2 separate regions of the Homo sapiens genome follow, and region 2 is linked to region 1. The links are chromatin loops, found by intact Hi-C in ENCODE. Cell type or tissue: GM12878. All regions are shown on one strand. Links, peaks and the distances in the headings refer to the core of each region. The heading gives the core; the rest is flanking DNA. Region 1 has its middle 81 kb from the start of LINC02530. Region 2 has its middle 79 kb from the start of EDN1.

Evidence for each region. Hi-C counts contacts between places; a loop is a spot of excess contacts. Peaks named below come from ENCODE experiments on the same cell type or tissue, not always from the same donor. Only the 100,000 strongest peaks of a DNase experiment are listed, where the experiment ranks them.
Region 2: it touches region 1 in a loop (2.5-fold over the local background); 1 of 110 quality-filtered maps calls a loop at or near these places.

What each region holds. Positions count from the first base shown.
Region 1 is chr6:12,503,040-12,505,962 of GRCh38, forward strand. No RefSeq gene overlaps it. Among named protein-coding and RNA genes, the nearest start is that of LINC02530, 81 kb to the right of the region's middle. In GM12878, for the core only: a CTCF peak has its summit at 1,516 (motif pointing left); a DNase peak (open chromatin) is centred at 1,492.
Region 2 is chr6:12,368,176-12,371,098 of GRCh38, forward strand. No RefSeq gene overlaps it. Among named protein-coding and RNA genes, the nearest start is that of EDN1, 79 kb to the left of the region's middle. In GM12878, for the core only: a CTCF peak has its summit at 1,713; a DNase peak (open chromatin) is centred at 1,816; H3K27ac peaks cover 504 bases.

The sequences.
Region 1 (2,923 bases), core at 212-2,711:
TTGCCCAGAGGGCACCATCTCAGCCAGGCCTTCTGGCATAACCCTATTTAGAAGTGCAGCCACCAACCTCTCCCCACTACCAAAGTCACTCTCTTTCCTTTTTCCTCCTTTATTTTTCTGCATTGCACTTATTACCATGACTTCTGTTTGTTTGTTTTACTTAGTTACTTGTTTTTGTCTGTTTTCTCACAGGAGAGTATGCACTCCATGAGAGCAAGGGTTTTTGTCTGCTTTATTCACTGTCGTATTTCCGTTACCTAGAGAAGTGACCCGTACACAGTAAGTTCTTACTTACTATGTCTTTGTTGAAGGGAAGAATGACGAAATGAATGTGGGGCCTGGAATTGTCTAGCAATATTTCTGGATAAGCTATAAAGCAAGATAGTACTCTTAAGGGGAATCTTTGTCTTTGATGCCTGTCCTGCTAATAGCTTGCATTAGAATGTAACAGTTGTCCCAGGGATAGCTAAGGAAAAGAAGAGACTGAGAACAGCATTTATTTTTATTTATTTATTCATTTATTTTTGAGATGCAGTCTCGCTCTGTCACCCAGGCTGGAGTGCATTGGCGCGATCTCGACTCACTGCAGCCTCCGCCCCGCAGGTTCAAGCAATTCTCCTGCCTCAGCCTCCCAAGTAGCTGGGATTACAGGGACACACCACCATGCCTGGCTAATTTTTGTATTCTTAGTAGAGATGGGGTCACACAACATTGAACAGGCTGGTCTCCAACTCCTCACCTCAGGTGATCCACCCACCTCGGACTCCCAAAGTGCTGGGATTACAGGGGTGAGCCACACACCCACCCGGGAACAGCATTTATTAAAGTGTATCAGACAGACTCTGGGGAGTCAAAAAGCTCCATGTTTGACACTGTCTTGCCATATGACCCTGGGCAGTTGGTCAACATCGCCAAGGCTCAGTTTTCTTACCTGTAAGATGAGAATGAGGGTACCTGCCTCACGAGATTGCCATGATTATGCAATGAGATGACATGTGGCACACAGGAAATGCTCAGTAAATGTCGGCCTGCATTGATATGCAGCAGATATTGAGATAAGCATTTAATGTACATAATTATGCTTAATGATCACATCAGTGTTAGGAAGCCTATAAGCTCTTCCCAACATGTATTCTGTGAGTCTCCCAATAAGTCTGGACAATGCTATGTAATTCATACCTCCAGTGGAGGTTTATCTTATGCAGTAATGCATCAGGAACGTCTGCAATAAAAAGCCCCGTTTAACTTTAATTGGATTTAATCAAGCATTACCCACAAGATGCTTTTCTCTTTTTACACAGCACTTATTATCATTATGTGAAGATGGTGATTTCAGTAAATGCCCTTTAATAGAGACAGAATACACATTTTTTTTTTCCATTTAACAGATGAGAATGCTGAGGCTCAGATAAGTTCAGTGCTTTACACAAGGTCACAGAGACAACAGTGTAAGTGCAGATATGCTAACCCTGGTCAACCTGATTCAGGAGACTAAGCTTACCACCACCTCACTCCACACAGCCCCCTAGTGTCTAGCTTGATTATGACTACTGCATAGAATGATGACCTACAACGCAGCTGCACTTCTAGACTTTTCGAAAATTCAAGACCAACTGGAAAATGAATTTGAGATGAGATTGTATTCAGTGAACCATAAAACCCCCATATTACATGAACTCTCTGGCTTGACCATGATTTAATGCTAATGATGATTTTCTTCTTTCTGATATTTCTGTTGTAGGCAGGCAAACAAAAGTAAGGCCATTATCTAAAACATGTATGAAAACAGCAGAATTAGCTTACAAAGAAGAAAACACAGAGAATCAAATTAAAATCAATTAATTAGAAACACATTAGTACAAATATGAAATCTGAAGCTATTTTTCTCTTGTCAAAGAGAACATTTGAAAATTTCAATACATTGAGTGAGGAAAGTTGATCTTCAAAAACGTTGTAGGTTTCAATTGTTAGTTACCCAGGGGTGATCTTAGACAGAAATTCCAGCTAAACAGGCAGCCTTGGTTACAAAGAAACATGGCTTCATGTTTGGAGACAATGCTTACTTGGTTTCTGAATCGAATCAGCCCTAAATTCAAATTTTCTAACTATTTAGTCCATTTTTAAAGTCTGAGGCCATGGGATTCACAGATAAACAGAGAGAAACTCAGAATTTTGATTGGAAACAAAGGAAAGAAAAAGTGCATAATAAATAGGGAAATCATGTTTGAAGATAAAGAGCCCTTTATTCTCAACTTCCAATAGAATTTCCAAGTATTTCCAAGTAGGGGTGTACAAAAGGGACGAGACAACCCAGATGAGACGAGATGCCAGAGCAACATCCCAATTGCAAATTGTATTTGGTGCCAAGACAAATCATCATCTCAATTTAGATAAGTTGGAAACAGTTTATCTCCCTTTTATCTAGCATACTATATGAGACAAATAAGACTGGAAAGGGTGTCTTAAAAATTGGACCACGTATCGATGTAGCTCAGTTTGTTTTGCAATACTAAGTCAGTGTCCCTTAATAACTACCAAAAGAAGGATTGGTAGAAATACTCAAACTGTCATTGTCATTTGTCTGAACTATGAGAAGCATACCCAAGTTCTTATCTCAGCCCCAGACTGATCCACATGGGCTTCTCTCGAGACCTTTCATGTTTACTTCCTTATTTGTTCTGCTGGTTAAGACAGCAGACATGTCAGATCTAAGCAAGGCTTCCTGGGCATGCCTTCGTGCAGTGGTACAATGGCAAAATTACTATTCAGGTGATTATCAGTGGCAACATGAACACTGATTTCCAGGAAGAACATAACATTTTCCTCTGTACTATTGGCCAAATCCAGGGAATGGGACACAAGTGCTTGGAGAGTGATTTGTAACTGTCAATAACAGCAAATTCTCCTAGACTTCCCAACACTC
Region 2 (2,923 bases), core at 150-2,649, 130 kb before region 1:
ACAGGTTAAAGTTCAGAGGAGATGGTTAGAGCCATGAAATTGTATGAGATCACCTAGCGGGTGAGGGTAGGCAGAGAGAGAAGAGCTTTGGGCTATTTCCAAATGGAAAGTTAGAGCTGATGAAGAGGAAGCAGCAAAAGAGATTGGGAAGTTCTCCAGAAGCTAGGAGAAGACCTAAGAGTCCAATAAACCAAATAGTGTTTTGATGCTTTTGCTAGTTTACACAAGACAAAAATTGAGAATTGATCATTAGATTTAATAATGAAGAATTCTCTCGTAACCTTGATACACATAGTTAACATGGAGTGGTGGGGACAAAAACCAGATTAGATTTGGGTCAAAAAGGAATAAGGAAGAAAAGTAGAGATAAGGAGAATAAACAAATCTTTTGCAAGTCCTTTGAAAAGTTTTGCTCTAAAGAGAAGCAGAGAAATTAGGTGGTCACGGAGAGAGATGGAGAGGGCAAAGGAGGATTAAAAAGATGGGGGGCCTTATAATGTGTTGACATATTTATGAGAATTCTCTAACAGGGAAGAGAGACAATGAGGCAGGAGAGAGGGCTCACTCCTCAAGATGATAGGAGGGGGTGGGATCTAACGCCTAAGTGTCATCGTTGCTGTTGGTTAGCAGTAATGACAGCGTATCTGTGGCAAAACAGAGAAAAAGCAGAATGTATGGACTGGCACAGATATCAGTTGTTGAGTAAAGGTGATGGTGGCAGAATGGGGGGTTTCTCTTTAATTTCTACTTAAAAAATGGAAATAGGGAGATAAGGAAGCGAGATGAGGCGTTTTAGAAGAAAGAAGGTGGGAAATAAACATCAAAGATGGTGGGAGAGAGTGGGGTTTGGACACATGGAATCTCTGATGGGCAATATTCAGGTCCACGTGCGGCTTGTGGTCATGAGTTTAATGTGGAACCAGGCAGCGTCTTAGTATGCTTTTCTTTGGTCTCTTGCTGCAGTCCAGGCACAGGTGTGAAACTCATCAATAATTGTACCTTACACGGCTGTACTCATGGGTGGGCACCATGTGCACACAGCCATTGCAGGGACTGCATTTCCAGCTCTTTAGGAAGCCCACAGAAGAAGCACACTGAATACAAGTTATTGAGGAAAATCATTTACTCCCAAAGAATAAGCTGTTTCCTTGATATTCAGTTATTCAGTTCACATTGAATTTTGACATTCTTATTTTCAAAGACATTTATATATGAGAAAGTGATATATTTATGCATTCTTCAGCCCATGTAATTCTTCAATTTTGCTTAGGCACATTTAGCCAAGCCATCTTCATGACCCTTAAAACATGGTAACTTTATTTAGTGCCTACACTTCAGAGTGGGCAGCTTTCAACTAGAAAGTTGTTCATTCTGCTGAGTCAGCAGTGTGCTGAAAAGCCAGAAAGGGTTAATGCAGCTATTTCTGGGGTTCATAGTATCTCCTCCATGCCAGGATATTGCTTATTTTATTATTAAAAATAAAAATCTTTTGTTTTTCCCACAAGGTTGAGGAAGCCCTTAAAGATCGATCTGTGTCATCCCAATTTCCCTTCTTGCCCCTTCCTCCAGTGTCAATTTACATTATTACTCAACTTGCATGACTATTTCTTACCTGGTATAGCAGTATTTGGAAGAGGCCTTAAAAGCTGAGGGCCCTGGCAAGGAGGAAATGAGTGAGCCTTATTCTCCTAAACATCTTTTGCAACCTCCTGTGGTGAGTGCAGGGGTTGCTCTGCGCTTCTCAGTTCTTGGGCCACTCTTGGGCAATGGGAAGCTGACTGTGCCCATGGTCACTAATGGTCCTTGACACGGTGTTTGTGTTGAACTCTCCAATGTATGCACGCGTTGTTGGCTGTTATTACTTGCGACGCACAGGTGCAGGAAATACCCAGGGGGCTTCCCCACAGATCTGTGCTATGCACATCGTCCATTCGATGACACCCTGTACTCTTTCACACCCCGCCCCCCCTCAAGTCTTCCCTGATAATGCCAGGGCAGGGACATTCTGTTCTGAGCTCATTAGTCAAGAATGTCACCAGACTGTCCTGAAGAGGGTTTTCTCTGGTGTGAGCTCTCCGTCGTTGGGAAAGAAAATCTGAAAATCATGCTGTCTTTCCATGAGTCCAACTCAGGGTTGCATTCCCTCACCTGTGTCCAGCCACCAGAGAGATCCCCTTCCAACTACAGGGAATTCACAAAAATGCCCAAATTAGTGGCTCCCTGACAGACAGAAGAGTTTAATTGGTTCCTGGAATAGTGATCTTTGAATTCATTTCTCCGAATGGTTCATGATTTTGTTTCATTTTTCTGGGAAACGCAGCCCTTCTAGTGCACTCATTTGGAGGAGAGTAACATTCGTGCCTGCCTGCAGCCTGTTTGCAGGAATCTCTGGGAAAGCTATAGGGTCAAGCATTTGATTCACAAATATTTATCAAGCGTCTACCCTTTGCGCTGTTCTTCAGATAAGTGATTCTCAAATTTTGCTGCATTTTAGAATCCCTTGGGAGCTTAACAAAAATCCTGATGTCCAAGTTACAGTCCATACCAAGTAAGCCTCTGGGGATGGGACCCAGGCATCTGGATTTTTTGAAGCTCTCTGGGTGATTTCAATGTATACCCACACTTGGAACCTATGCTTTTTGACAGTGCTCCTCAACTTTAATATGAACACAAGTTACCTGGGGATCTTGTTAAAATGGAAATTTTGATTCATTTGGTCTGGGGTGGGGCCTGGGATTCAGCATTTCTCTAAAGTTCCCAGGGAATCCTGATGCTGCTGCTCTACAGACCACATTTTGAGTAACAAGCAATAAAGTTCCTTTATTCCCAGATGTGTCCAACTTTCCCGGCTCAGAGCCTCCACACATGCTATTCTTCTTTCCCTGGAACTACCTCCCTGAAACTCCCAGCCAAGATGCCTCTC